Regions from separate parts of the Homo sapiens genome. Here regions 2, 3 and 4 are each linked to region 1. Evidence: chromatin loops called from intact Hi-C (ENCODE). Cell type or tissue: endothelial cell of umbilical vein. All regions are shown on one strand. Links, peaks and the distances in the headings refer to the core of each region. The heading gives the core; the rest is flanking DNA. Region 1 has its middle 42 kb from the start of LINC02189. Region 2 holds the start of LOC105371392 (a long non-coding RNA gene). Region 3 overlaps LINC02181 (long intergenic non-protein coding RNA 2181). Region 4 has its middle 130 kb from the start of LINC02181.

Region 1 (7,863 bases), core at 2,419-6,418:
ATATATATACATATAGAGAGAGAGAGAGAAAGAGAGAGAGAGAAACAGAGACACAGAGAGAGAAACAGAAATGGAGAGAGAGACAAAAAGAGATAGAGAAAGGGACAAGAAAGATGGACGGAGAGAGAAAAAAAGATGGAGAGAGAGAAAGAGAAATGGAGAGAGACACACAGAGAGATGTAGAGAGAGAGACAAACACAGAGAGAGAAAGAGGCAGACAGAGATGGAGAGAGAGACAAAGAAAGATAGAGAGAGGGACAAGAGAGAAATGGAGGGAGACACAGAAAGATGGAGAGAGAAACAGAGAGATGTGGAGGGAGAGACAGAAACACACAGAGAGAGAACGAGGCAGGGAGAGATGAAGAGAGAGACAGAGAGATGGAGAGAGAGACATAGAGAGAGGGACAAGAGAGAAATGGAGGGAGACACAGAAAGACGAAGAGAGAGGCAAAGAGAGATGTGGAGGGAGGAAGAGACAGGTAGGGAGAGGCAGATGGAGAGGTGGAGAGAGGGAGGAAGAGGGAGAGGTGGAGACAGGTGGGGAGAGGAAGATGGAGAGAGAACCTCCAGCAGCTGCAACACCGGCCATTTTGGGTCTTCCCAGCTGGGCTCCAGCCTTGTGAGGGAAGAACCCGAGAGATGCCCCAGCCTGGCACGTCTCACTGCCCTGGCCTGAGGACCCTGAGGGAGAAGTGCTGGCTGAGTCCAGTCAACCCCAAGACTTATGAACAAAATCAAAGAAGGCTGTGGATTTTCTTACCACGTGGGGGACAGAGGGAGCCAGTTGTCACCCAGTGAGAGGGAGCTGGAATGTAAGCCATGGCCTGGCCGGAGCTGCTTAATCTCTCTGGGTATCTGGGTCTCCATCAGTCAAATCGGAGTCATGGTGCAGATTTCTGAGAGCTGCCGTGAGAATCCAGTCAAATAGCAAGCGCAGGGTCCCCTGGGGTGCCCGCCTCCACGTGGGCACAGTGCACGGCCCCACCCGACAGTCTTCCTCCACAGCCTCCCAGCACACTCCACCTTTCCACAGACTTGGTTTCACTTCCTTTTGCTTATCACTGCATGGAACGGTCTTCCTCCCTCCCTCCCTCCTTCCTCTCTCCCTCCCTCCTTCCTTCCCTCTTTCCTCCCTCTCTCCTTCCTTCCTTCCTCCCTTCCCTCCCTCCCTCCCTTCCTTCCTTTCTTCTCTCCCTCCCTTGTTTCCCTCCTTCCTTCTTTTCCTTCTCCCCTCCTTCCTTCTTTTCTTCCTTCCCTCCTCCTCCCTCTCTTTGCTTCATTCATTGATTGTTCCCTCTCTCTCACCCTCCCACATAACACACTCAAGGAAAGGAACTTGGTCGTGTTCACTGTCCTCTGCCCTGCAGTGGGGCCTGGCACCCCACGGATGTGCTATACGTTTTTGTCAAATAGTTGAGCCATGGCTCTCCTGGGATGAGCATGGGTAGGAGGAAGGGACATACACGTGCCCAGGACCTGCTGGAGACTTGAGCAATGCAGCCTCTCCCTTTGGGAAGGCCCCTGCATGTGGTGGAGGGCAGGGATGTTTGGAAGGCACTGACCTGGCTCCCGGCTGCCAGGGCCAGCCTGGTGCTGGAACCCCTCATACCTGAAGAGGCACAGGAGAACCAAAGGCGGAGAGGCCTGCATCCTTCAGGGCGGCTGGATGGGTGTTCCGGGTGCGTGCCACAGTCCAGCAGAGTCTTACTTTCTCATGGTTCTGGAGGCTAAAAGTCCAAATTCAACTGTTGCTGGGTTTGGTCCTTTCCAGGTGCTCCTGTGGTCATATGTTCTGCGCCTCTGTCCCGCTGCTGGGGGCTCCAGCCAACCTTGGTGCTCTTTGGCTGGTAGCTGTGTCACTCCAGCCTCTGCCTCTGTCTCCCCACGGCCTGCTCTGTCCCGTGTCTGCGTCATCTTCTCTGACTGTCATAAGGATACTTGGCACTGAACTTAGGGCCCACTGTCAATCCAGGATGACCTCATCTTAACTTCATGACATCTGCAAAGGCCCTTTTTCCAAATAGGGTTACATTCGTGGGTACCGGGGGTTCAGATGTGAGCAAGTCTTTTTGGGGGGAAACATTTAACCCACGACAGTCACCCTTCCCTGAAGGCAATGGGAAAAAAGAAGCCCAGCAGAGGCAGCTGGAATCCCAGCTCACTTGCTTCCCGGCTGGGTGACCTGAAGCTCTGAGTCTTAGTTTCTTCATCTGGAAAATGGATCATGCCACACCGTGGATGTGTGAATTAACGGAGATGGCACATAGAAAGCCAGCAGTGTTGAACTTGGCCACGTAGTAAGGCCTCGATAACCGGCAATGCAGAATTACGTTTCCCTACCAATTAGTGGCCGACCACAGTCTACCCAACCAGCAGACAGCAACGCGTGAGGACTTGGAGGGCAACGGAAATGTGCTAAAGGGGCAATGAGGGTCCTTTCTGAATACGCACCCCCCAGTTGGAGGACTGGGTGGATCAGAGGAGAGTCCAGGGGACTTCCAGGCTGGAGATGGCCTGCGGTTAACCCCTCGTGCCCCATCGGGCAGGAGGCGGGCCCTTCTCCCATCTCTCCCTCCCTCTCTCCTGTTTATCGGGACTGTGGGTGCCAGCCCAGACGACATCATCCGCTGAGTTCCCAGCGTGTCAGCCAAGGGTGAGCCTCCCACGCGCCCTCGGAAGACAGAATTTTGGAGCACACGCAGTGGCATTCTTGGATAACGATGGCTGCCTTCTACGAGCTGAACCCCCTCCACAGACGTCTCCCTGCCAGCCCCTCGCCGGTCTTCCCGCCCTCTGCCCAGCTCCTGGGCCCCACAACAGGCCGGCACGAACGAGGTTTGGGAGCTCTGTGGTGGACTGAACCAAGCGACCCGGCCTTTCCCAGTCTGCACCCAGCACCCGGCGCCAGCACCGACCAGGGAAGGGGCCTTCGAGCAAGCCCGGGTTGGTGGTTTGGGGTTTGGAACATCCGTTTTCAGATAAAATCAGAAGTTTTTTTATTAAAAAAAAAAAGGAGAGAGAGAGAGACAATTTCAGAGACAGCCTGAAAAACAAAACAACCCTTTAGCTCTTTCTCTGAAATGACATCAGCGGCCACCACAAAGCCGAATCGGCCTCACTGCATTCAGGCCATCGGGATGTATCATTTCCCCTTCAAAATACCCACTGCGGCATCGTCCCCAGCCCCGCCGGCTCGGAGCCTGCTCCCTCAGTGGGAGCGGTGCGCTTTCCCACCCAGGCTGCAGAGGGGCTTGTAATTGGAAAAGTGCAAGTTGCAGATGAACTGGGAGCCGAGGCCAGGAAATGGGTTTATGGTGGCCAGCTTTGTCCTCCTTTTGCACTCGGTCTCTAAAGCACTGTCCACATGGGCATTTGGGTCCTGGGAGTCAAGAACGACCTTGCCCGGAACGAGCTGTCCCCTTGTCCCTCTCAGTGGATGTGTCCCTCCCACCCCAGGCCCCCACTCTGAGCCCGTCCTGTCCCCTCTCCCTCTAGACGCATCTAGACTCCCCAGCCCCCACCAACTAGCCGCCTCTGGAGCATTTAAGCTACATGGAAACTGGAGAACGTTTTAGAAATGGATGTTTGTTTCACTGAAGCAGCAATGCAATTGCATTTGAATTTGTTTAGCATCACATAAAAACAGACATATCAAAAATGACCAGAAAGAAATATTAATACAATGGCATATTACGAATTATCTGGTTGTCTGTGGCTAATGAGTTGTTTTTTCGTAATTCCTTCTTCTGTAAATTTTCTAAATTTTACTTTTGTAATACAAAAACGTTATTTATTAAAAACCACCAACTGAATCTTGTCTCGGGGCCAAAATGAGCTACTTAAGAGAGTGGAAAGTCAGCCTTTATAGAGAGCCAACAGCCTCCAGGGACTTATTTCTTTGAAGAGTCACTTTTTAAATCTCAGAAATAATCTGCATAGTTGAAACTTCTGCTCCTCTGGGATTGTTATTCCTTCATTAGTTAAAGTGATTTACTGAGTCACAGGAAATTTCACTGCTGGACCAAAAAGTGATTCAATTTCCCAAGCATTTACTGAGTGTTTTCCCCAAGCCTGGCTCCGGACTGATAAAGCTGCCCTGTTCCTGCCCTGGCGGGGACACTCAGTCTAGTAGATGCCCTGAGAGTCAGTTCTCTCAGTCATTCAACAAACGTAAATTGAGCTCCTACTCTGTGGCAGGCACTATTTTGGGGTGCTAGGAATAAAGCAGTCTACAATAGAGACAAAACTCCTCATCTTCCTGCAGCTTACATCTATGGCAAATGTGCAGAAAGAGTGTCTTAGTCTATTTTCTGTTGCTATAAAGTCATATCTGAGGCTGGGTAACTTATAAAGAAAAAAAGGTTTATTTGGCTCACAATTCTGGTGGCTGGAAAGTTCAAGATTGGGCATCTGCTTCTGGTGAGGACCTCAGGCTGCTTCCAGTCATAGCAGAAGGTGAAGGGGAGCTGTGTGTGCAGCAACCTCATGGGAGAGATGAGGCGAGTGAATGGGGGGAAGGTGCCAGGCCTTTTTAACAACCAGCTCTCATGGGAACTAATAGAGTGAGAACTCACTCACCCCTGAGGGAGGCCATTCATCTGTCCATGAGGGCCCCTCCCCATAACCCAAACACCTCCTATTGGGCCCCACCTCTAACACTGGGAATCAAATTTCAACCTGAGGTTAGGAGAAGACACACCCCAACCATAGCAAAGAGAAATGCACAAAACGCTCAGAAAACTCAGGGGAAGTGGCCATGATGGGAGAGAGGGTGCTACAGGCTGAACTGCACCCCTGAGAACTCATGTGTTCAAGTCCTACCCCCAGAGCAGCAGAATGTGACTACATTTGGAAATAAGGTCGCTGCGGGTGTTATGAGTGAAGATGAAGTCCTTAGAGCCCTAATCCATTCTGACTGGTGTCCTCAGAAAGAGGGAATGTGAGATGAGTAGGTTACCTGTTCACTCTGATGGTAGTTTCTTTTGCTGTGCAGAAGCTCTTTAGTTTAATTAGATCCCATTTGTCAATTTTGTCTTTTGTTGCCATTGCTTTTGGTGTTTTAGACATGAAGTCCTTGCCCATGCCTATGTCCTGAAAGGGCTAATATCCAGAATCTACAATGAACTCAAACAAATTTACAAGAAAAAAACAAACAACCCCATCAAAAAGTGGGCGAAGGACATGAACAGACACTTCTCAAAAGAAGACATTTATGCAGCCAAAAAACACATGAAAAAATGCTCATCATCACTGGCCATCAGAGAAATGCAAATCAAAACCACTATGAGATACCATCTCACACCAGTTAGAATGGCAATCATTAAAAAGTCAGGAAACAACAAGTGCTGGAGAGGATGTGGAGAAATAGGAACACTTTTACACTGTTGGTGGGACTGTAAACTAGTTCAACCATTGTGGAAGTCAGTGTGGCGATTCCTCAGGGATCTAGAACTAGAAATACCATTTGACCCAGCCATCCCATTACCCAAAGAACTATAAATCATGCTGCTACAAAGACACATGCACACGTATGTTTATTGCGGCATTATTCACAATAGCAAAGACTTGGAACCAACCCAAATGTCCAACAATGATAGACTGGATTAAGAAAATGTGGCACATATACACCATGGAATACTATGCAGCCATAAAAAATGATGAGTTCATGTCCTTTGTAGGGACATGGATGAGATTGGAAATCATCATTCTCAGTAAACTATCGCAAGAACAAAAAACCAAACACCGCATATTCTCACTCATAGGTGGGAATTGAACAATGAGATCACATGGACACAGGAAGGGGAATATCACACTCTGGGGACTGTGGTGGGGTGGGGGTAGGGGGGAGGGATAGCATTGGGAGATATACCTAATGCTAGATGACGAGTTAGTGGGTGCAGTGCACCAGCATGGCACATGTATACATATGTAACTAACCTGCACAATGTGCACATGTACCCTAAAACTTAAAGTATAATTAAAAAAAAAACCAAACAACAACAACAAAAAAAAAAAAAAAAAAGAAAGAGGGAATGTGGGCACGAGATAGGCATGCCTAGAGGGAAAGTGACTTGATGCAGGCAGAGACAGGGCCAAAGGCTCTCCACAGCCACCGGAAGGTGAGGGAGGGGCCAGGAGCAGAGCATTCCTGACAGCCTCCAAAGGAACCCACCCTGCCAACACCTTGCTCTCAAACTTCTGGCACCCAGAACTGTGAGAGGATCCATTTCTGCTGTTTAAGCCACCCCGTCTGGGGTTCTTTGTTAGAGCAGCTCAGGGAAAGGAATCCAGAGGGCTCCAGAGAGGGGCATCTGGCCTTGATAGGCAGGTAAGCAGAGTTCGCCAGCAGAACAGGAGACAGTGCTGGCAGTGACAGAAATAGGCTGGGTGCATTTCAGCAGACAGGGACTCTCTGCTGAAGGAGGAGGAAACTGGGGAGCTCCCACCTTGCTGGGAAGGCTGTGGAACAAAACTTGGCAAAAGGCAGAGACAAAAGAGACCAGACAGGAGGCAGAACAGGAGGAAAGTCTTGTTGAGCACAGTCTGGGCAGACATGCTTTGTGCAGAGGGCCTCCTCATGGTGTGGGGATGGCGGGGAGAGGGGAGGGGGGCAGGGGGTGAGCGCCAGTGATCACAGTTGTCCCTGTACTCACTCCATTCCTGATATGGTTTGGCTGACCATATCAAGATGGTCAAATCCCATCTTGAATTCCCATGTGTCGTGGGGGGGACCCGGTGGGAGGCAACTGAATGATGGAGGCAGGTCTTTCCCCTGCTGTTCTCGTGATAACAATTAAGTCTAATGAGACCTGATGACTGATTATAAAGGGGAGTTTCCCTACACAACCCTCTCTCTTTGCCTGCTGCCACCCACCTAAGATGTGACTTGCTCCTCCTTGCCTTCCGCCATGATTGTGGGGCCTCCCCAGCCATGTGGAACTGTAAGTCCAATAAACCTCTTTTTTTTTTTTTTTTTTTTTGTAAATTTCCCAACCTTGGGTATGTCTTCATCAGCAGTGTGAAAACAAACTAATAGGGTTCCTTTTGCCTTTGGGAAAGAGAGTCTTTTAGCTATTTGGGCACAAGGGTGTGGTATCCAATTGCTTCTGCCCAAATATTACATGGGGCCTACATATACAAATAAAAATATTTGTAGTTTACCTAAAATTTAAATTTAACTGGGCATCCTGGTTTTTGTTTTGTTTTGTTTGTTTCTGATTTTTCTCTCTAAATCTGGGAACCTTAGGTGATATGTCAGGTTGGATTAGTTGTCTCCAAAATGAAAGAGCCCCATGCCCTCACCCCAGTTCCCTCCAAGCAGTGGCCAAAGGTCCTGTTTGGAGGAAACCTTCTGGGTTCAGTGATATAAGGGTGTGTGCTGGCAGAGAAAGTCCAGCCAGCAACTCACCCCATGGCCACAAGAGCAAAGGCTCCCAGTAAGAAGCCATATCCTGAGAATATGGCTGGTCCAGGCCCCTCTGGGGAAGTTACCAAAGACTGAGCTCTCCTCTCCTTGGCCAGGTTATGGCAGGAAGAGGTGAGCTTCTGACCAGGAGGCCATGCAGGAACACTCTGCCCTACCACTCTGTGCTTTTCTGGCAGAGCTTCCACCATGACTGTGTTTGCCAGCAGGAATTGCACGGCCCACCCAGAAAACCACCGTGCACCCCTCCAACGAGCAGCCCAGCCCCACACAGTCCTAGGAGAGGGGCCGCATACAGGCCTTGGGCACATGTCACCAGGAGAGGATGGCGTTTCCTTCTTGCAGAAGGCTGCTGGCCAGTGACTCATGCCTATAAGACAGTGACCAACAAGCCCTCAATTTGCAGACCTCACTTTAGTCCACAGAAGTCTATAAAAACC
Region 2 (7,863 bases), core at 2,442-6,441, 81 kb before region 1:
TGCTTCTGAGGGCCCCGAACAAGACAAGCACCAGCACTCCAAAGGACTGGCAGAGCTCAACTCCAAAGTCATAAGAGGACGGCAGCGATGGACTACCAGGTCTAGGAAAGGCCCCAGAGATTTGCTTGAAGAACACATTTCAGGTAGACAGAGTCCTTGGTTAATTCCTGGCCCTTTCAAAAACTCAATGACCCTGTACTTTTCGAAGCTGAGGTGGGAGGATTGTTCGAAGTCAGGAGTTCAGGACCAGCCTGGGCAACATACTGAGACCCCATCTCTACAAAAAATTTAAAAAATAGCTGGGCATGAAGGTATGCGGCTGTAGTCCTAGCTACTTAGGAAGCTGAGGTGGGAGGATTGCTTGAGCCCGGGAGTCTGGGGCTGCAGTGAGCTATAATTGCACCACTGTGCACTCCAGCCTGGGTGCTGGGTGACAGAGTGAGACCTTGTCTCTAAAAATAAAGAAAGATAGAGAAAGAGAAAAAAAATGAGAGAAAGAGATAAAAAGAAAGAAATGTTTTAAATGTCAAAAAAGAAGGAAAGAAAGAAAGAAGGAAAGAAAGAGAAAGAAAGAAAATTTTTAAATGTTAAAGACCTAATTTAATTAGATGCCTTCAGTTTCACAGATGGAGCAAATGGGCTCAGAAAGACTAGTGACATTTTCTCAAAAATAGGGACACCCATTTCTCTTCCTGGTTTTGCCAGCTTCCTTTCAAGCTCTTTCTATTTCCCAAAGAAGAAGCTGGAATCACCCAATATAGCCCTCTGACATTGCTGACTAATGGGTACTGTCTGAAGCATTATCGTAGCAGTAATGATAATAACATGTCCCTAAAGGGCACTTATACCCTGTGCCTGGCACTGTACAAAGCACTTTACATGCACTGACCCCATCTTCAATGTCACGTGATACAGTAGCTTTACCATCCCTGCTTTACATATGATGAAACAAAACACAGAGAGGTTAGCTGACTTCCCCAGGGACACACAGCAAGGAAGCGGGAAACAGAACTCATACCCACGCAGCCTGGCTCCAGATCTCACACTCTGGAGCCCATGCAAGCCATAACTGATCTAGAATAAAACACAAACCGAGGGAGTCCATTTTTAACTAGCCCTTCCTAGATGCACCCTCAGATACAGCTAGCCAAAGACCAGGTACCAACCTGCATCTTCACTGGATGGGTGGGTTAACCTCAGAAGTTATCCGAGGTTAGTCAGTGGTTCAAGATCTCTTGGTTCCAACCTCTTTGCTCTAGAAACACATCTGGAGAGATTTCTTGCACATTTTCCACTACTTCCTGGTTTATTCCAGATAGAAAAACTTATGAATATGGAAGGTAATAAGCTTTGCCCCTTATGTCTGCTAAAATTTACCTGCCCAGAAACGGGGGTGGGAATTAACATCACAAAGCCCACCTGGCATCTTTTAGAGATGCATTCAAGCTGCTTCTCATTTCATCCACATCTTTCCACCCACGGCCGGTGAAGAACATGAAGAACACGACGTGGTACATTTTTAAACCGTCCGATCCTGTAATCAGCCAATAATATGTGTTCACTTGAAGCCCGCCCAACACACTGGCCAGGCTTTCATCATCATTCCCAATCACCAAGCAGACTGCCCAGGCGGCCACTACCTCTCAGGAAGGCTTCTGGGACAATCTCAAGGCGATGTGTGAACTCGGGAATCTTGTAAGCATTTTGCTCACGCAACTTGGCTTTCTTTGGAACTTGAAGCTTGCTTCTGTTCAACTGAAATCAAAATTGCCTGTCATGGAGATGTGCTTGCAGGCTGTGACTGCGGCTCCACACTGGAACTTTTAGCTACAACCCCCACAAACACTGACTGAGAATACTGAATGGGGTGCTGGGGTGAACAGAGGAAAACTTTGGATGCTGAGAAAATGATGCAAGCTCAGTGACCTCCCATTCAACTGGAGGGGGTCTGTGGGGATCAGAAGAAGCAAGGCTTCACTGGTTTCCATTTTCCTGAGCTAACGGCCACAAGCTTATTCCAATGGACCCTTGTGATTTGAGATAGTTTGTGCTGGCTGCATTTGGAGCTCCAGCTTCCGTGGGAGTTGGAGCGGAAAGAACACTGAAATGTCCTCTTCTTGCTGGGAGCCGTGGACACCTCTTCTGGAGAAGGGTGTGTAGGGAGCCCAGATGTGAAAGCAAAGTATTCCAATCCCTCCTCTCAGCCTGGAAGGAGTCCTGCCCTCTAGGGGTGCCCCATGATGAAGAGGAGATGGGCCGGGCCTGATGGCTTATGCCTGTAATCCCAGCACTTTGGGAGGCTGAGGCGGGTGGATCACGAGGTCAGGAGATCGAGACCATCCTGGCTAACACAGTAAAACCCCGTCTCTACTAAAAATACAATAATAATAATAATTAGCCGGGCGTGGTGGCGGGTGCCTGTAGTCCCAGCTACTCAGGAGGCTGAGGCAGGAGAATGGCATGAACCTGTGAGGTGGAGCTTGTAGTGAGCCGAGATCACGCCACTGCACTCCAGCCTGGGGGACAAGAGTGAGACTCCATCTCAAAAAAAAAAAAAAAAGAGATGGCAGAGAACAAGGTGGGGGGAGCCTGAGAAAAGCCCCAAAGTGGGGGCCACCATGGGACACTCTGGACACTCTGTGACCTGGACCAATTATCTTTCCTCCCTGGCTTAGGTTTGCTTGTCAATAGTAATAACAATGACAGCAGCAATCATAATTGCTGAATATGAATAGTCCTTCCTCCCTGTCTGCACAAAACCCCTCCTTTGGCTATGTCATACAGAACTGTGCCCATCATAACTTCGTGAAGTAGACATGAGCATTAATCCATTTTTACAGATGAAGAAACTGAGGCACAGGGATGTGAAGTAACTGGCCCAAGTGGGTGACAAAGCTGGGATCGGAACCAGGTAATTCAACTCCAGACCCGTGTTATTCACCACAAAGCTATCCTGCCTCCCTTGTGAAATAGGGGTTTGAGCTGGAGCTGGGGTTCTCAACCTGGAGTAACTAGGCAGTGGGTTTCAGGGATCCAGTGAGCCTCTGAAATGGACTGGAATGTGAATATACACAGGCATTTCTGCATGCTCGTAGATTGTGCTAGATTCTCAGAGGGGTTCCTAACCCCTCCAAAAAGACCATGAATCCGGAACCACCACATTGAGGACCTGAGAGCCCCCTCACCTCCCAGCATAGAAAACTTTCATCTCCAAGACAGAAACGCTGTGATCCATGGGCACATGGTGAATACAAGCAGCTGTCCCATTCCCGCCATATCCTCTGGGCGTCCACTCTCAGCACCCCCTCCCCACACACACCGCAGGGCCCCCTCCGGGTCATGAGCACGGCCAGCAACACCCTCCTCTGGTTCTATCTAGATGAGCCTTGTGCAGGCGTCTCCCCTCCTCCCTCACACCTCTCATCTTGTGCTTCTCCCTGTTCTCCTGCTTCTTCATGACCTACTTTTTGTTCTGTTCCCCATAGAAGAGCAGAAAAAGGAAAAAAACAAAACAAAACAAAAAAAGCCTCCGGGCAGCCCCGTGAGCACCTTGTCCTGGTTGCCTTCCTCATTCTGATTTTCCATGTTAGTGCAGCAGATACTGTGTTGGCTCAAAGCAAGGACACTCAGGCTTCCACGTGGATAAGAAGAATCTGCAAAATTTGCCTTAAAAAATGCAAGTCTCTTTTCGTTCTGATGTAATTAGCAGGTATTCACGATTGTGATGCAACCAGCCTCGGAGACACCCTGAGAAACGCCGCCTAATGGAATCCATCCCTCGGGACAGAAGCCGCCGGTCTTCCCTGACCGCACCCACTCGCCCCACAGAGCACCCCCTCCTTGTCAAAGCCGGCGACTCTGCAGGCTTCTGGTGCAGACAATGTGGCCACCAGATGCACGGCACCCAGCTTGCGGGGATGCCGGGCAAATGTTATTACAGCGATAACAGTGATTCTGCTTAGGATAACAATGATGGAAATCTGTATTAAATGACTTGAAACTGCTGATGCCTTTCCTTTTCCCCAAAGAGAAGAAAGGGATGCGAATGTGTCACTTGAACTGGCTGCTGCGGTTCATCTGGACTCCATCGTTCCTGCCATCATCTTTATTAGTAGCATTGTTTTAAAAAAATGAGTAAGTTTGAAACCACCAGGTGTTTTGAATTTTTATCTTGTTCACTTGCTTACATGAGGAAATTCAAATGGAGACCAATGCATTAGTAAAAGCCCAGTGGAAGGAGAGTGCCCCTTCTCTCCCGGGTGGGGGGCTCCCTGCCCTCCCTGACAGGCTCCCCCTAGTTCTGGGTTCTGGCTGCAGTTCCAGCCCCGACCACCAGGAGTTGATCTCGGGAGCGTTATCTGCGCAGCTCCTTCCCAGTCCTCCTCTGAGTCCTCCGTGACTTCAAGCAGCCACACGCCTCCTTCTCCCTCCCTGTTAATCCCCACCGAAAGCAGGCTTGGTGTGGCCGCTCCCCAGACTCACAGGCCCTTCCTGGTTATTTCTGCAGAATCCACTCTCCCTGTCAGTCTGGGAAAGAAAGCAGAGAGAGAAAAAGAGCTGTAGCGTCAAGGGGACTGCCAGATCCCGCAGCAATCCTCCGTGCTCCAGGGTCTCCTTCGGGCGCCTTGCAATCTCAGCGCCAGCTACTGAACACCTAGAGTATTGTTCAGTGGAGGATGCCAAGGGAGGCCTCGAGCCTGAATTAGCCCCGTGAAAGGGGTCTTGCTCCCCCGCTCATACGCTGAGGTCCAGGGAGCATAGGCAGCTTCCCCAGGGCGACCATAAGGGCCCGCACGCAATGTGGTGACCCCCTTTCCCTCTGTCGTTTGGCCACCTCAGCTATTACAACAGGAAGCCATTGGCCGGGCGCGGTGGCTCACGCCTGTAATCCCAGCGCTTTGGGAGGCCTAGGCGGGCAGATCACGAGGTCAGGAGATCAAGACCACCCTGGCTAACACGGTGAAACCCCGTCTCTACTGAAAAAAAAAAAAAAAAAAAAAAAATTGGCCGGGCGTGGTGGCAGGTGCCAGTAGTCCCAGCTTCTCGGGAGGCTGAGGCAGGAGAATGGCGTGAATCCGGGAGGCGGAGCTTGCAGGGAGCCGAGAGCACGCCACTGCACTCCAGCCGGGGTGACAGAGCGAGACTCCGTCTCAAAAAAAAAAAAACAAAAACAAAAACAAAATGCCGTTGGCATTTATTGCCAATACACAATGCATGTGTCAAAGGCACCGTGATGGGGATAGAATGGTATTTCTATGTAGCCTGGAAGAAAAAGTGAGAAAATATCCATTTTACTAGGAAAGCTCTGTCCCCTTCCCCACAACTGTGTAGACTGCAGGGTGGCCCTTTGGTGGTCTTTCTTATCTCTGCAAAAATCTGGGCAAGGGCAGGAGGATGAAGCGAAGCCCGGCTTTTTAAGTCTCGTATTGGTAGCTTTGACGAAACGGGTTTGTGCAGGAGGTGGAAATTAACTAAAATGAGATGGGAGGATTACGAGGGGATTTTTCCTACTCGGGCAATCCTGAGAAGAGAGGGGTGACTTCAGCGAAGGGGCACATGCTGAGCCTCCTCTCGGGGGAGAATTAGACTTAAGAAGCCACTTGCTGATAAGGGTTAATCCATGGCTAAACGCGACAGTACCAGAAGTAATTAACATTCCTTGACTCAGTTTCCCTTTGGCTACACGGCACTTAACCTGGTGAACAAGAATCTCCATTTGTTGTAATGAGCCCATCAGCCTAAGTCTTTGAGTTCTATGCTGTTTTTCCGTAGCTCTTCTGACCCGTGGGGCTGGGTTTCAGCCACTGCGATAGCTGGGTGTGTAGCAGAGCCCCAAGGAGGTGGCCCATCTCCCGTCCTTTTGCACTAAAACAGTTAATCCTGAGCCACAAAAAAGTACTGCAAGCAGCAGAATGCACTGTTAAGGGATTTTCTCAAACAGTGTCCAAAACAAGAAAGGAATGAGGAGGCCATTTACATGGATTAGGACCCTGGGGATGTGGTAACACAGGGTTTTTATTCTCTGCTTTTCTGTTTTTTCTTTTTAATTGACATCATCCCTTGATATTCCCCAAACAGACTCTAACTTTCTTATCTTATTGGAAAGCTCTAAAATGGAAGGGTAAAAGAAAATTCCAGAAACACAAAATTTCTGGAACACTCGAAAACAACGATTCATGAAAAATAAAAAATTAATTGAAGACTAAAGTGGGCCCATGTGCAAGACTTAAACGGAGGCACGATTTAGCACACTTTGCATTTTGCACCTACATGAAGCACTTAATTTGTCTGGGAAAAGAGAGTTGGGGGTGGGGAGGGCCATATGCTGGAAAATGAAACCTTAGCTGATGTGAAAATAAGATCTTGTGCCTTTCAGGTTATTTTTAAGCTTCTCTTTTAAATGAATGAATTTTTTTTTTACAGTGCCCGATTCCAGATTATCTTCTATAATTGCATTATCCTGAGATTTACCAGGATAAAGTGACCCAGCTTAGTTGCAATAATCAATAGCAGTTGTAACAACAAGCACATGTGCAGGCTGCCTTCCTTCACGCCTACTTCCCGGCTCCCTTCTCTGTCGGGATAGGAGCGTGATGCCTCCCGCTGCCCGGCACTCCCCTGTGAAATTACAAATTGCCAGTATTTTTTCCAGCCTAGTTTCATCTGATTCAACACATGGACCTGTCACCAAATCCCCTAATAGCTGTTACCGGGGCAAAACTTCTTGATATCCGGCTTGGTTTTTCCTTTGCTCCATCCATTCAATCATTCTATTAATCCAAATTATACTGCCTGGTACTGCAGAGTAAGTTCCCACTTCTTGGAAGGAAAAGATTTTTCTCTGTTGGTCCACACAGATCACTTATTACATCTTAATTCCAGATGAGAAATGTCAATAAACGGAGGACATTGCAGTTTGCCGGCGGCCACTGTGAGTAAGAGTTAAGGAGAGACGTGGAAGAGATCTAGATCTATGAATATGGGAACCAGAAAACTGAGGACGATAGTCCTAATAGCTGCCTCCACACCCAAGTAAGGGGCATGGAAGCATGTACAACCTCAGCCTTCCTTTATTCTCACAACATATCTCCAGAGATATGTATTAGTGTGGGACGCCGAGGCAGGCACATCACGAGGTCAGGAAATCGAGACCATCCTAGCTAACATGGTGAAACCCCGTCTGTACTAAAAATACAAAAAATATTAGCCGGGCATGGTGCAGGGCGCCTGTAGTCCCATCTACTAGGGAGGCTGAGGCAGGAGAATGGTGTGAACCCAGGAGGCGAAGCTTGCAGTGAGCCGAGAGCCACTGCACTCCAGCCTGGGCGGCAGAGCAAGATTCCATCTCAAAAAAAAAAAAAAAAAATGTATTAGTGTTATCCTTACATTAGGTTGACAATACCATAGGTTGGTGCAAAAGTCATTATGGTTTTGCCATTACTTTTTTTTTTTTTTTTGAGAAACAGTTTCTCTCTTGTTGCCCAGGCTGGAGTGTAGTGGCACAATCTCGGCTTACTGCAATCTCTGTCTCCCGGGTTCAAACGATTAGCCTGTCTCAGCCTCCCAAGTAGCTGGGATTACAGGTGCATGCCACCACGCCTGGTTAATTTTTGTGTTTTTAGTAGAGATGGGGTTTCCCATGTTGGCCAGGCTGGTATTGAACTCCAGTCCTCAGGTGATCCACCTGCCTCGGCCTGTCAAAGTGTTGGGATTACAGGCGTGAGCCACTGTGTCCGGCTGACATCACTTTTAATGGTGAAAACCACAATTACTTTTGCCCAACCTAATATTACAGATATGGGAACTGAGGCCCAGAGAGGGTAAGTAACTTGCCCAGGGTCACACAGCTTGAGCAAGTTGCTA
Region 3 (7,863 bases), core at 1,473-5,472, 380 kb before region 1:
CTTGAATAAAGTAGGCCATTTATCTTTCGGGCAGAAGAATTTCAACAGTGAAGCTGCGCGGTGCAGGCTCCGTGCGGGGAGGCAGTTTTACGTTTTTTTTTCATCACGGGTTTATTTCTGTCTTAGCTTCCCCTAAAGTTTGTAGCCTTCCTCCCCTCCTTCTAACGAATCCCCCCAACTGTCATCCTCTCCCCTCACCCCCCTAAATGCATCCAGCCCACCTCAAGCTACTCGAACTGAAAGAAGCACTCATGGCCAGGCCGCGTGTTTGTTTAGGCTCACCCTGTGTTAGTCCATGTGAAATGCAACAGAATGGAGAAAAATGTAATTCTTTGCCGGCTTTTGATCAAAGAGAGGACTTTAAAAAAAAATTCAAGATGGATTTCTGAAGGACAATTTTATACACATGCTGCGTGTTTCGGAGCTCCAGTATTTAGGTGATTTTGGGGAAAAAAAAATCTTTTTTCCTCTTTTGATCCCAGAGAGAAAACACTCGCACAAACACATCTCCACCCCACAAACACTGCAAGATGCCATTTTTCATAAGTCTAACCGGCTGAAAAGAGGAAGCATTTCTCTTCCAATTTATCAACAACACAAGAGAATGTAAAATACGGCCCTACTGCAACAGGCAATCTCTTTCTTGCTTTTGTGGGAATTCAGAGCAAAGTTACCCTTGTTGCTGAGGCTAATTGCAGGACCCAGGATGTCCGGTCTGGGTCCTTGAAACACACATGCGTCCACACTTCCTCCATCCATCTTAATTTCACAACCAGCATTAAACGTACGTTTCTCCTCTAACTCCCTCAGCTTCAGAGCAAATGCAAATAAAAAGTGCTTAAAATGGCAAACATTTCCTGTCATTGAAGGCCTTCGTTAGGGTGGGGGTCGCTGAGTTCTAAAGTATATTTTCATAGGAAAACTCATTTCAGATCGTCGGCAGGAGCTTAGACTGTTCATACAGCGAAGTTTGGGGTTTGCGATCAGCCTGAATTTATTGCAGTCAAGTGACCCTTTATAGGATGTAGATGTAGGAGAGCAAAGATTCCAGATTCAAACTTGGATTAACCTGGGGCCCAGCTCAGGTCACAGGAAAAAATTAAAATATACTGAAAACTGTCCTCTTCCCCTCCCCTCCCTTCAATTCATTTTCTGTTCCATTATGGAAAAAAAACCCCAAATTTGGAATTTTAATGTTGTTTTTCCTCCATTGGTTGTTTAGTTAGTGATTTTGCCGACTTCCTGGATGTTCATTTCTGGTTCTGCACAAAAGAGTCACATTTCCTTTTGGAATCAGGACCAGGAGACAGAAGCGGACTCGGGAACTGTGAGTGCCCCCCGGTCTTCCCCGGCGCCTCTGACCCCTTCCTCCATCTCGCCGCCTTCCCTGCCTTCAGCGCGGAGTTCCCTTTCTCCAGGGCTTCTTGTCTGAACTCACCCCCTCGGCTCTCAGCACCATTCTCCACTTTTAGGAAAAGAAACTCTACAATTTCTATGCAAACATCGGATAAGAAGGGGAGGGGGAGTGACTTTGATTTTCATTTTAAGACTCTGAAAGACGGAGAAAGTAAGCAGAAGCGGGCTGGTGTATTTCAGAGGCTCCCAGTGAGTCCCTACTAAATTTACCTAATAAAATGAATTTTTAAAATTTTCGTTTTCTCATTTCATTCCAGCAGAAAATGAGTTTGCCTTTATAATGTCCAGATCTTTCCAACTCTATTGAGTGAGAAATTAACTTACAAAATTTAAATACTTTGGTACACACATGCACACACACCCGAAATGAAGTAAAGTGTGCCTGTAACACAATAGCAAGCCTGATTTTAGGGTCCTAGGACACATTTTTTTTAATGATGTGTAATAAAGAAAAATCAGATTCAGTTAAAAAAATTTCTCTCTTAAAATGGGTGAATTGTAATACTCAGTAAATTTAATTGTAATTTTTATTTGTTAATATAAGTTGCCTTTTTAAAATCTTCTGCACGTCTTGTCAAATTATTGAGAGGACTGCAAAGAAAACATATGTTAATGTGCTAGGCCACAGTTGACTCCTTTCCTTTCCACGAAACTAGTCCAAGTAGTGTAGGAAATTATGAAACTATAGAGTTCTCTGTGAAAAGAATACCCTGCCTTTCATTTCCAAGATAAAGCAATTAATACTGGAATTTCAAGGCAAATCTAATGATCAGTTAGGAGGGAAAAGGAGGAGGAAGGCAGGATGGTTATTTGCGTAAGAAAGTCCAGAAATCGACATCGGACAGATGTATCGTGGAATGTGATGATATTTATAAGGAAAAATCACATAAACTTTAAAAATGAAAGTTGTTTTGCTTAAACGACTGAAAAAAAGAATTCAGAATAATATTTGGGTTATCCTAGTTTTGTACGCTTGTGTTCACCAAAGCGTTCAGGGTCCAGGAGGATTAAAGAGCTCCATCACAAGGAGTGTTTTTGTGTGTGTGCATGCGTGTGCGTGTCTGTGTGCGCGTGTGTGCGTGTCTGGGTGCATGTGTGTGCGTGTATGTGCGCGCGCGTGTGTCTGGGTGCGTGTGTGTGCGCACGTGTGTGTCTGTGTGTGCGTGTGTGTGCGCGTGTGTGTGAGTGTGTGTGTCTCTACCCAGCTCTCCTACACCTTAGCCCCAAGGATGATGGGGAGAAAAATGTGGGAGCTGACTAGGTGGAACCAAATCTTTACTCCAGAAATTTATAGCTAATATAAAACTCTTAAAAATGAAAAAAAAACAGTTTTCTTACCTTTTTAAAAAGTCTTCTCTTTGGGGGGTTATGTCAGGGGATAGAGGAATGGGCTTGAGCCAGTTTTCAAAATTGCTATAGGCCAGGCGTGGTGGCTCCTGCCTGTAATCCCAGCACTTTGAGAGGCCGAGGCGGGAGGATCGCTTGAGCTCAGGAGTTTGAGACCAGCCTGGGAAACATAGCAATGCCCTGTCTCTACAAAAAATTTAAAAATTAGCCGGGCGTGGTGGTGTGCGCCTGTGTTCCCAGCTGCTCGGGAGGCTGAGGCAGGAGGGTCGCTTGAGCCCAGAAGGTCCAGACTGCATTGAGTGGAGATCGCACTACTGCACTCCAGCCTGAATGACAGAGTGAGACCGTCTCAAAACAAAAACAAAAACAAAAACCAACCAAAAAACCAAAACCAACTCCCTCCCCGCCCCCGAAACAACAACAACAACAACAAAACCCCCAAAAACCAAATTGCTATAGACCAATATTTCCAGGTCCCTGTGATTTTGATTAGAGAGTTTTGTTCTTGTTCTTCTGTTCCGTAAACTATGGTATTCTACCTCTTAAACGCATTTTTAAGCTTTCTAGTTTGGATGGCCTTAAACAGAGAAGCCCGTCCCTGGGTGGGGAGGTTTGTCCGCTGTCCAGTAGATGGCGCTGTGACTTCTAGAGTGAGGGGGGTGGGGGTGGGGACGACACCGCGTCGCAGCCCGAAGTCACAGGGGCCACCCCGTCGCCTCTCCCAGGGTGTATCCATCGGGCTCTAAACCCAAGAAGAAAAACTTTTTGAGGCCTCTCCTGAAATGTGCTAATCTATCAAAGAGCATTTATAGTATTTAAGCCAAATGTTAATTAACAAATAGCTCACCCTCCTCAAACAGTCTGAGATAGTGCCCAGCTAGAGTTTAAAGAAATACTTCCTGGAAATGTTTGAGATAAAAATGGAATAACGTAGTAGCTATTTCAATATTTTATCAGTTGCCCATATTTAAAAAAATAAAAGATCCTCACCTTTCTCCTAGAGTAATCATGAAGAACGTACATTTTATGTTATATGAAATGTTATGTGCGTAAAAATGGTCAAATGAAACCAGGCAGGTATAGATAATGGTAGTCTCGCCTTCTCAAAAAGCGTTTTCCTTTTCATGCAGTGGTGGCGTGAATACGCACCCTGGACATTGTATTTCACTACATCAGCACCTGCTAAAATGGTAAACCAGCTTCTTAGACGCGTTAAACCTCCACCTCCCTTGAGTGATTCCAGGGTAATCTTCTCCTCTTCCCCACTCAGAAAAGTTTCTAGTTTATTTTAAAAACAAACATTTTTCTATCCCCATCTCTTGCTACAGAGAATCTCAACTAAGGATGGTGCTTATCACTCTTCAACATATTTGATATTAAAATTAAAATAATTTTAAAACAATTTTGAATAATTTCAATGTTTAGACTCTTCATGGGATGACGTGATTTCTTACTATGTTTTAAGTAATGATTTGCGATATCTTTTTTTAATTTAAAAAGAAGTAGTGTGCATGTTGACAAGTATTGTAAACAAACTGGCATTCAACAACAGCAACAAAAAGATTTATTCCTTTTCCTAAGAATGATGTTATCCTTTATTCTGGAAAAAAAAAATGAAGCAGTATTCATTTGCCTCCAGTTTGAAATACTACTTAAAGACTTAGAAATATGTAAATGTAGCTTAGGACAATGACTTCATCGAGCCTGGTAGTAATTAATCTTGTACAGTTCTTTAAAAATTTAATTGAATGACATGTTAGTTTTATAGTTGTATGAATTTAAAAATTGTGCAAGTCACTCACTATTCATAACTCGAGCCTATGTATTAATAAAATGATTGTGCAAAAAACCAGCTGTTTAAATAAATTCTGTTCTGCTTTAAAGATTTTGCCCTTTGGGGAGAAAGTCATTTAAGTATTGAGTGGCAGTGGCCAGTGAACAATAGTCAAAATGTAAATAAATCTTCCTGAAACTTAGTTCTAATTTTCTTGAGCAAGATACTAACCCATAAAAAATAAACATTGTTTATTGAACCACGTTTGCATCAGTGAACCTTTGTAAAATGATATGGAGAAAATATGAACTTCTATGTCCCAAGTACTTTACTTTGCTTCCTTAGCAGAACAGAGAGAGCTATTCGATAGGTATGAACTGAAGAAAATAGAATTAGTGCCTCTGGTGAGAGAGTCATTCAGATTTGTACAGTTGCACGGAGGTGATCATACTAGAATTAACACCAAAAAATTGTGTCATTTGGCATCTTGGCTTAAGGGATAATTTAATTACACCACCTATTAGTGTTGACTTACGTTTCTGCGCCAGCCAGCCTTCTTATAATCTTGTTTATTTCCAGAAATCACATTTGTGACAGCTCTAATAGGCCATTCAACAGCAAAGATTTTCTCATTTAGTTGAAAATATTTCAGGCTTCAGAAACTAGCAAGGAAGGAAAGGCATATTTAGACTTCATATGTCAGAGTAAACTGATTTGGGGCAAGATTTAAAAACTGAACTCAACATGCCTGTTTGACCAATTTCAGCCTAAAATATTTTTATGTTTTAATTTGACAACTAAGCTGACAAGACTTCAGCTGATGCAGAGATTATTGCTCCGTCTGACTTGTGTGTGTGTGTGTGTGTGTGTAAGGGTAGAAAGTGGATCAGGCACGGTCTTTGCATGTGGGTTTACAGAAACACCTCAGAGGTTTGCATTGCCAGCAAGTGCGTCCATCTGCACCTATCACTGACTTGGAGTAATGGTGAACTCTTTCAGATTCTGGGTCCTGTGTTTGTAAACTTCCCACTTTTCGTTTTTTGAGAACGTTATTTTGATCTCTGCAAACGAAGGTGGGGAGATGTAGTTACTTCCCTCTTAACAGCTGAATGCAATCAGAGTGCTTTTGGGTGTTGTTTTAGTTAAGAGGCAAAAGAGAAGAGAAAAACACACCCAAACAAACCAGCAGACACACTTGGCATCCAGTGTTTAACGCTCACCCTTTAGTCCCGTCAGTGGGGGAGTGAATCCTGCAGGATACACCACGTTTCACGTCCTCCCCATTCTCCCTGCACCCCGTGAAATTCTCTTGGAAGGAGATGGAAAACTGTGGGGGTTTCATTTAAGGGTCAGCTCACATGTTTAAGCTGCATGTCAGGAAGAAGAAGGCTGAGATCCTTTGAGCAAACAAGTGCCAGAAACTGAAACCCCTGCCTGTCTCTTGTGCAACGCCTCCCCAGCGGTTTGGAGACTTGAGCATTTGAATGGGAGGCGTCCCAAACATTTCAGTCCAGATCTCCTCCAGGAGAGGGTGCTGGGGACCCAGGTCTCTCTCTAGGGCTTTGAAAGAGGCTTGCTCGGTGGAGACAGAAAACATGGGAGCAGTCCAGGGGAGCAGTTGGGCTTTCACAGAGCAAAAGCTGCCATGGCCATCCGGTTCCAGGCACTTGCCATGCAGACATGGGCATGAGGCCTAGCCAGGCCAGGAGCTTGGACAGGGCCACACTGCTACTCAGTGACAGAGGCTCTCCTGACCACTCCAGAGCGCCATACTTTTCCTTGGAACGCTAATCTTGGTCATTCAGTCCTTTAACAAATGCCTTAGTTTTTAATTTGTTAGGTGACCATCTCCCATGACTAGAATCTTTGTTGTGATTGCTATATTCCCAGTGCCTTGAGTGATCCATGAGCTGCACTTATAAGAAAGCTCGGTAATTATCCAGAGTTTACAAGGGAGCGGGTGCGGCATGGGATAACTCAATGCTACCTCCCAACAAGTCAATGAGGTAGGAAATGTCATTACTCCCATTTGACAATCAAGGAAACTGAGTCCCTGAGAGGTTGAGTGAAATTTGCAAGGCCACACAGCTAGTGTGGAGAGTTGTGGGGCAACAGGGATTTGAATCCAGGCTGTCAGATCGAGGACCACACATTCTTAACTGGGCCTCATAGTGCTTTGGTAAATAAATATTGGTTGAGTGAATAAATAAGAAGATGAAATTGAAAAACAGTGGGGTGCGATGTCTGCAGCGAGAGTTTCAGAGGAGGGCAGATTTGGGTTCACACAGGCCTTTACTCTCGTTTACTGATGACCGGTAAATTCCTTAAATTTTCTGAGCCTCGACAGTTTCCTCCTACATGAAATGGAACTAACCATCTTTCTTTCTGGGTTGGGAAGACTTGAGCTTGTGAATGAAGGACTTGGCCCATAGCAAGTGCTGAATAAAGGGCTGCATTATGACTATCTCTGGGCCAGCCCCCAAAGCCCAGACGTAAGCGGGCAGAGGAGCTGCTGCCCGTAACACATCTCTGACTCCAACCAACTGGGTGACCCTGGTAAGTTTCTCAGCTTGCTGTGTCTTGCTTTTCTCTTCTGTAGAGGATGGCTCACTCTTAGTTCCTGCCTGGAAGGCTTGCATGAGGAAAGGGGGCCAGGCCCAAAGTCAGTACTGAATGATCGTCCACTTGGAGGTTCACATTAGGCACTTGTATCCTTGCGGCACTCACATGTTGGGATGCGTGGCCCACTGGTGGCTGGCGGGAATGCCCGCGCTCGGTCATGCTTCGGTGCTTTTGCACACGCTGGCCCTTCGCCCTGGAGTGTTTTTCCAACCAGTGAATCTCCTTTCACCACTTAAGTGCACTGCGTCGCTGAAGGGTAATTATCTGAGTGTTCCAACTCTCCCTCTTGCCCTTTCTGGGCTGTTCTATCCGAGAGCATATTTGTCACTTAGCGCTGGGTCACCTGGGTTACCCATCTCTCTGACTGTGGAGTGTGAGGGTTAACTCACGTCATCCCAGACCAACTTGGTAAAACGCCCCTGGCCACATTTCCCTACGGATACAAGATGTAAGGGTGTGACATTGTGGTAGAAGAAGGCATGAGTGTGATAGAAGAAGGCATGAGTGTGGCAAAAGGAAGCTTTGTTTCTAAGATCTCCAAACCCAGGCCCACGAGCGGCATCCATGCATTCACTCTTGCAGCTGGTTGCCGTTCAATCAGCAAGGAGTATTTATTGAGCACCTGCTATGTGCCCGGCACTTGAGTGGCTCTAGGTTTAAGGCTATGAACAAGAGACCAGGGCGACCCTTACCCCTCCACAGCT
Region 4 (7,863 bases), core at 2,420-6,419, 250 kb before region 1:
ACTTGATCCGCTCCACCCCCTCCTCAGTGCTGGGTGACTGCTGCTCACTTTTGCCAGCCTGGAAGGTGTGAAGAGGGGTTGCAATGTGGCTTTAATTTGTATTTCCCGATGGCTGATAGTGATGGCCACTTTCTCATGTTTATTGGCGTCTGGCTATGCCAGCTCTCAGAATTAACCCATGCTCCGTTTTGTCTACTTAAAAACTTAAAGACAGCCAAAGGCTCCTACTCTATCCCATTTCCCTCCTTCCCTTCTTCCCCATCTTTCCAGCCCTAAAGGGAACCTCTATTCAGAAGTTGGGATGTTTCCTTCTGTCCATATTTTTATGCTCTTACCGCACATGTAGGTAGGTACCAAAACCAATACATGTTCTTGCTTCAAATGATCTCCCTGTGAAAACCTTGACTTGATTTTCCTTCCAAGTATTGCCACTTATCCAGGGCTTCTGACTTACTGTCCAGAGGTACTTCTACCAACTCACACAGCCACCCCACACTTTCTCACACTCACACCTCACACTCACACATCTCACACTCACACCTCACACTCACACCACCTCACACACACATCTCACACCACCTCACACACACGTCACACCTCACCTCACACCTTACACTCAGTCACACCTCACACAGGTCACACTTCACCTCACACTTTACACTCACACACCTCACACTCAAACCTCAGAGTCACTCCTCGCACACATCTCACACTCACATCACACCTTATGCTCACACACCTCACACACATCTCACACACCTCACACCTCACACTCATACTTAACACTCACACCTCACCTCACATGTCACACATCACTCTCCAACTCACACTCACACCTCACTCACACACCTCACACACACATATCTCACACTCACACCACCTCACACATCTCAAACCTCACCTCACACCTTGCACTCAGTCACACCTCACACACATCTCACACTTCACCTCACACTTCACATTCACACACCTCACACTCAAACCTCACACTCACGGTCACACCTCACGCACATCTCACACTCATACATCTCACACTCAAGCTCACACTCATACTTCACACTCACACCTCACCTCACACCTCACAATTACACACACACCTCACACTCACATCACACTCCAACCCACACACCTCACACACCCATTATGCTCACATCTCACACACCATACCTCACACACACATCTCACACTCACACCTCACATATCGCACTTGACTCTCACCCTTCACCCTTACATCCACCTCGCACCTCGTACGCCTCACCTCACTCTCACACCACACCTCACTCACACCACACCTCACACTTCCACACCTATTTCCATGTGCCCCAGGCCCGTGTCAGCCCAAGTGCTTCTTTTCACGTCTCTCAAAGGGAAAGGGAGGAAGAGGAGAGCCGTTGGGAAATGTATTCTCCCGATATTGCCCCAAACCCTCCGGTACCAAATACAAGAGCCGACATCGGCTTCATTTCAGAGGTGTGCCAAATGCGCTCAGAGAGGCTCGGTGACCTAAGGCCCCAGAGCTGGCAAGGAGCAGGAGTATTCCAACCCAGCTCTGGCCCTGAGCCCACGCTTTCGTCCCCAGGCAGGGTCATTTCCAGCGAGCTGCGCGCGCTCCTCCAGCCTGATGCTGCGCATGGATCAGCGGGCACCAGGGGCAGCCACCGAGCCGGCCTCCTGCGGCCAACAAGCCAACAAGCAGGGCCGGGCTCACAACGGAGGTCTTCCCAATCTCTCAGATACAGACGATTCCCGCTCAGTGCCTGAAAAATGTTAACATCGGCAGGAGCCGGCGTGGAGCACACATTCCTGACTGCTTTTGGCTGCTCGTCAGCCCCGGTCTTCACACGAGTTTATCTTTATGTAACACAGGCTTTCTAAACACTTCAACATTGCCATGAAATCAAGATAATTTCTGGCAATTAAAGACCTGACTCACCCATTGTTCCTGCGCATTGTCATTCTAGGAAATTCCCTCAAGTGGGGCTCCCGGTGACCCGCCCGCCATGTGTCAGGCCACCTCGCCCCTGGAAAGCAGCTTTTTTCCAGATTTGATCAGAACAAGCTGCTTCTCTCCCCCTGGCCTTTCCCGGAAGGAGCCCACTTTCCCAACGCTTCCTGGGTTCACCTGAATTCCTTACCAACATGTATTTCTTCCACTTTGTTATTTTTGGATTAATGTAAATGAAGTCTGTCTTGGGCTCTCTAAGATAAATGAAAGGGATGCTAGGGTCAGAAGCTTCAGTGTTGGCTCTGCTGGAGAAAGATTAAGGTAAGACTCTGCATAATGCTCTTAAACCTCCCACTTCCTTAGTGTGAGACGAGGAGGAAAAGAGCATGAGGAGAAAAAATGAAGGAAGAGGAAGAGGAGGAAGACAGGGAGGAGGAGGAGAAGGGGGTGGAAGGGGAGGGGGAGGAGGAGGGGGTGGAGGAAGAGGAGGAGTGGGATGAAGAGGAGGAGGGGGAGAAAGGGGAGGGGGAGGAGGAAGAGGAGGAGAGGGATGAAGAGGAGGAGGGGGAGGAAAGGGAGGGGGAGGAGGGGGAAGAAGGGGAGGAGGAGGAGGAAGAGGCGGAGGGGATGAAGAGGAGGAGAAGGAGGAGGGGGAGTAGTCATACCTGCTTCCATCACGCCTGCGTTTTGGACAGCGTGATGGAGGAAAGGAGGGGTGCAGGTATATGTCTTCCCTTTAAGACCACAAGCTGCGAGTTGGGCATCACTGTTGTTCACATCCCAGAATCTAGATGTGGAGTCACACCTACCTGAGACCTTAGGTCTTCACTGAGAACGAAGGGTGGGGTGGTGAATCTTGGGGAAGGGCAGTCACGCACCTGGTTGTGATTAATACGGTCACTTAAGAGAGGGAATGGATGTAGACAGAACTAGCAATTTCCGACACCCATCAGGTTGGTTTTAGTTTGGGGACAGGTATTCTATACAAACCTGTGACTGCATGCAGGGTTATCCCTCCCACGTGCGGCCAAGACTGTGTCTCCTCTTCCCAGCCTGTGTTCATGGAAAGCTGCCTCCTCCCCACCCAGACCAGAGGCGGGTTGTGAGTGCAGGCAGTTTTTGGGAGGTGACCTCAGGAAGTGTAGGGGAGTTGGGAAGGGACCGGGGGAAGGGACGAAACCAATGCAGGGTGGACTGTTGATCAGCTGACCATGGTGGGCAACCGGGGCTCCACCCTCTGGGGAGCGCTGGGAGACTGTCTGGCCCCCTTGGAGTTTGCAGCCGAGCAGGGTTTTATGTTGCAGGGCTTCACCGTCCCTGGCCCAGGGCTGCTCCTGATGACAGTGGCTCCTGGGCATTTGTGGGCTGCCTGTCTGTGAGGGGGCCTTTTTATAAGGACACCATCATAGCGGTTTAGAGGCCAATCCTACTCCAGCATGACTTCAGCTCAACTAATTACATCTTCTAGGGCCCTATTTCCAAATAAGGTCACATTCGGAGGCACTGGCAGTTTGGATGGCAACGTAAGAATTTTTGGGGAACACAATGGATTCATAACAGGGTGGGAGAAGGGGCAGAGGGGGCACTGAGGAGAGTTTCATGGCAAACACTTGATGTTTGGGCGAGCACTCAGCGCCGTCGTGCGCCGTCGTCTCTTGGGAGGAGCTCTGCTCCCTGTTGGACTTCCTTCCATTTATTGTGTCACTCACTCCTGCCCCTAGGGCTGAACGCCTCGAGGGTGGAGAGGCACCGTCACCTTCTCAGCCTGGAGAGCTCTGTCCAGCTCTGCAGACGAGGCCCTGGAAGCTCACCTGAAGCCGACGAAGGGAGGAGGGAGTGGAGTGCCCACTGCCCGGGCTAGGGCAGCCAGACCCTGGCGGCTTCGTGGCAGCTGCTGTACTCATTGCCAGCTTCAGGGCGGTGGGACCACGGAGGAAGAACGTGAACGCCTGGACTCCCACTTGGAATCTGAATGCAGTCCAGGGATTTGGCATTTGAGTCCCTAGAGCTCGTTGCTAGCCATCCTCCTCCCCGGCGAGAATAATCCATTTCAAACTTCTGAGCTGTCTAGACTTGTTATCTGGCCCCCTAATTCCTGAGAGCCTAGAGCGGGCAGCAGCGGGACCGCCGAGATAGCAAGGGGGTGAGGTCATTGGCGCGGTCCCGAGGCAGGAAGTCCATTCCGGGGGACGATGGATGAGTGTGGAGCTGGTGCCCGAACGGGGCCAGATAACGCGTCTAGACCCGGCAGGCCGTTTCCTCCTCTTCCCCGGTGTCCTATCGGCATCCTCCTGCCTTCCTGCTGCTCTTCCGAGCCTCTCTGGAGAAGCCTCTCAGGAGGTTTTACTTCATTTTCAGTGTAAGGGGCGGCCGGTGTCTCTTGGCCTCGGCTAGGTGTGGGCGCGTTTTCTAAGTCACAGTGACGGTGGGGCCGGGAGGCCTTTCTGGAGAGGCCGTGCTGGCCTCTGTCACTTTGTCCTTTCAGAGAGTTCAGTGGGTTAGGGGAAAAATGACGTTTTCTCTCCCTGGTCTCCAAAGGTCAGTGGAAGGCCAGTGGTGGGACTGGGAGGACAGGAGTTGATGTCAAACAGACCCAGAAATTTCCACAAGTCCTGGGGGACAAAAGAGCCTGGAGCAAGTCTTATCTAAGACAGCCCCTGGGAGCCGCAGAATGCCGAATAAACTCGCCTTTCCGGAAGGAGTGGCTAATTTCATTGGCCCATGTGCACTCTGGCTGATCTTGAATCCTGGGGCTAGGGTTGGACAAGAGGTCAAAAGGTCATTTGGTTCAATCCCCTGCCTCCAGGCAGGATTCCCCCAGCAAAGAGGAATCGTGTGTGTTCCAATATTCAAAGACACACGTGGGGGCTGCAGGAGAGGAAGTGGCCTCCGGAGCACCTGCGGGGGTGGATGAAGTGGTAATCCCCACCAGCTGTGCTGAGTCTCTGAGCCCCAATAGTGCTGTGGGTTTGGAACAACTGCATTGTGGGGAACATCTGTGCAGAAGGGTACGGTGTGTCAGGAGGGCCACTGCCACCCCAATGATGATGACAACGGTAAAAGCAAAAATGAATTGAGCACGCACTGATGCCAGCTGATGTCAAGTGGCTGGACAAATGCTGGTGAATCTCATTTAATCATAAAATAAACCTGGGCAGGGGCTGTCATAATTATGCCCCAACTGAGGCTCAAAGGAAAGGTGTCTGCCGAAGGCACCTGGTTTGTAAGAAGTAGGGTGGGAATGTGAGCCCAGGTGAGGCTGCTTTCAGAGCTCAGGATGGAATAGCTCAACTCTTCTGCCCTAAACACATGTGTTCGATTCATGAAGGTCTCTGTGTCTTGTTTATTGCCTGGTGGACAGGTGGGGGTGGCTGAGGGTGGCACAGGCTACACAGCTAATGAACAAGAGGTCAGGATGCTAACTCATATCTCTAGACCCCACATTCTCACCAACCCCTCCCTGTTCCCCCATAAGCAGTATCCCCCTGGCAAAACATGTTCCCTTTCCATGGGAAAAGTAATATTTATAAAGAAGGGCCTGTCTGCAGGGGACCAGCTAAATACATAGATAATGAACAGGCTGTTCGAGGGAGTAGTATACAGCCATGAAAAGGAATCAGAGCTCTTTACATGCCAACATCTACTTATCACCAAAAGAGATGACTGAAAACAGCAAGGTGCAGGGCAGTGTGGATAGTGTGTGTGTACATACATACATGCATGCGTGTGTGTGTGTATACAGTCAAGCACTGCATAACCACGTTTCAGCCAATGGTGGAGTGCATATACAATGGTGGTCTCATGAGATGATCATGCCATATTTTTATTGTCCTTTTTGTTGTTTAGATACACAAATACTTACCATTGTGTTGCAGTTGCCTACAGTATTCAGTGTATAACATGCTGTACAGGTTTGTAGCCTTGGAGCAATAGACTCTACCGTACAGCCTAGGTGTCTAACAGGCTGTACCATCTAGGTGTGTGTAAGTGCACTCTAAGATGTTAACAGAGTGACAGAAACATGTAGTGATGCATTTGTCAGAATGTATCTCTGTCTTTAGGTGGTGCATGACTGTGTATGTATATATATGTATGTATATACTTACATGTGTGGAAGGATATGCACTTACCTACTTTTATGCATGTAAGTATATGCTTACAGGCCTAAAACATCTGAAAATATAGGCACCCCTGGGAAGGTGGCTGTGGGAACAGGTGAGAGGGAGATACCTTTTTGTATCTTGAATTTTTAGCAAGGTGACTGACCTTAAAAAGAAAACAAAAACTCCATCCTGTTTTTTAAACAGAGTTGTTCTCATGAATAATAAACAGGCCCCCTTTGTGCAAATAAAACCTCTTGTCTTGCCTCCCCAGGTGTCTCAGAAGTGAGCCAAGGGCATACCTGTGGGCAGTGAGTGTCCCAGCCTGGAGCCGGGCATGGGTGCTCGGTGCCCACAGCTGCACCCCTGTCCACCTACCCCTGGATGGAGTTGCTCAGTCCTGGGGCCAGGTGATGCACTAACCCCGACAGGGTTTTGCAGCCCTGAGATTCTAGAACCCCCTATAGAAGCCACAGTCCTCAGTCCCATCAGCGCCCAAGCACACTTTCCTGCTGGTTCAGCAAAAAGTTTCTTGTAAGAACTTTAAATGCCTTCTCTGAGGCAAGAGGCTGGAACCCTGCAGGCGCTGACACCTAAGTATTTACCAGCCTCCCCAGAACTCGGACTTTCTGCCTTGCCCGTGGAGAGGGGCAGGGGTTATCTGCGGGTGGGCAGTTGGGGCTGCCCTGGGCCCTCCCTCCCTGTGGCATCTGCTAAAGCCATTAAGGTCCCTCCCTTCTCAGCAACAGTCAGTGTCTTCTTAGTGCCCAGCTCAGGTTTCTGACCTCCAAGGAGTCCAAAGTCTTCGCAGATCCCAGGGCCAAAAGGACTTTTCATAATTCGGATGAAGAAAGGCAGGGGACTCGGGATGGCCGGGAAGAGGAACAAAGGCAAACGCACCCCCTTCAGAAATAGATCTGAGGCCCCTCGGACGCTGCATGCTCCAAAGACAGCTGGCGGGTGGGAGGGTGACATTTGTTCCTGTCGCCCGGGGTCTGGAGGCAGTGCTGACAAATGGCCATGCCAGTGCCCTGTGGGAGGCTGGGAACAAACTTTTAAAAGTCACGGAGACCCCGGGTCAGACAGCTCGGTGAGGGGCCGGCGCTGCTCGCCGCGGAAGGTTGGACGAGTCAGGCAATGCATGCGGCCTCTGTGTTCCCATCTGCATGATGGGACCAGTAACTCCCGTTTCTCGAGGTGTCATGGTGATTGGATGAGAGGATGCAGGGCAACTGTGTGGCAGAGAAGATGAGCAGGACAGCAGCTCCTGCAGGGCATGCTCACTGCCCACCCTGCTTCTGAGAACTGTGCCCCTAGCAACTCAGTCCTCACACGACGCCCTGCAGCAATCCTCTATTCCCATTTCACAGACAAGGAGGAGCCAAGAGAATGAAGAAACTTGCCCCAGGTCTCAGAGCTAGTGAGTGGCAGAGGCTGGATTCGAACCTGGGCCTAAGCCTGCTGCCTTTATCCGTTGCCCCATCTGCAGCCAAGCCTGGCTTCCCAGAGAGTCACCGATGCGGGCTGCCTCCAAGGGCACGGTGGTTGTCCTCAGCAGCGGGTTCCTGCAAACTCACCCCCATCTGGTCTGTGCAGGTGAGCTTTGATTCAAGGCCTGTGGAGGTTCCCCAGACTCTGCGGAACCTAGAGGATGCCCTTTCTCAAGGCCCGGCGAGGGAGGAATCCATTCTCTCCGCAATCTCCAGAGAGATTTATGCTGCTTGGCGGGCCGGCATGCATGATTACATTTCCTTCTCTCTCATTAATCATCCCTGGGCTCATTCCTCCTGACAGCCAGGAGCCGCAGCCTGCAAGCCA

The links. A loop is a pair of places that touch in the nucleus more often than their neighbours do. Peaks named below come from ENCODE experiments on the same cell type or tissue, not always from the same donor. Only the 100,000 strongest peaks of a DNase experiment are listed, where the experiment ranks them.
Region 2: a loop joins it to region 1, with 4 times the contacts of the local background. A loop is called at or near these places in 4 of 110 quality-filtered maps.
Region 3: it touches region 1 in a loop (4-fold over the local background); 4 of 110 quality-filtered maps call a loop at or near these places.
Region 4: a loop joins it to region 1, with 9 times the contacts of the local background. A loop is called at or near these places in 2 of 110 quality-filtered maps.

What each region holds. Positions count from the first base shown.
Region 1 is chr16:86,676,472-86,684,334 of GRCh38, reverse strand. No RefSeq gene overlaps it. Among named protein-coding and RNA genes, the nearest start is that of LINC02189, 42 kb to the left of the region's middle. In endothelial cell of umbilical vein, for the core only: no CTCF peak of the experiment used is centred there; DNase peaks (open chromatin) are centred at 2,664, 3,184 and 4,034; H3K27ac peaks cover 2,579 bases.
Region 2 is chr16:86,757,781-86,765,643 of GRCh38, reverse strand. LOC105371392 (a long non-coding RNA gene) reads left to right here and starts at 1,619. Exons shown (of 3, transcript XR_933864.4): 1 at 1,619-2,152; 2 at 2,841-2,911; 3 at 3,707-4,146. In endothelial cell of umbilical vein, for the core only: CTCF peaks have their summits at 4,127 and 4,330; a DNase peak (open chromatin) is centred at 4,363.
Region 3 is chr16:87,058,394-87,066,256 of GRCh38, reverse strand. LINC02181 (long intergenic non-protein coding RNA 2181) reads right to left here. Exons shown (of 3, transcript NR_126008.1): 1 at 5,758-7,863; 2 at 5,073-5,199; 3 at 2,266-3,505. Among named protein-coding and RNA genes, the nearest start is that of LINC02181, 4.5 kb to the right of the region's middle. In endothelial cell of umbilical vein, for the core only: a CTCF peak has its summit at 3,383 (motif pointing right); DNase peaks (open chromatin) are centred at 1,796, 2,316, 2,676, 3,406 and 4 weaker places; H3K4me3 peaks cover 2,468 bases; H3K27ac peaks cover 3,292 bases.
Region 4 is chr16:86,925,592-86,933,454 of GRCh38, reverse strand. No RefSeq gene overlaps it. Among named protein-coding and RNA genes, the nearest start is that of LINC02181, 130 kb to the left of the region's middle. RefSeq lists a silencer at 6,521-6,773 and enhancers at 6,595-7,538, 7,539-7,863. In endothelial cell of umbilical vein, for the core only: no CTCF peak of the experiment used is centred there; a DNase peak (open chromatin) is centred at 4,094; H3K27ac peaks cover 2,961 bases.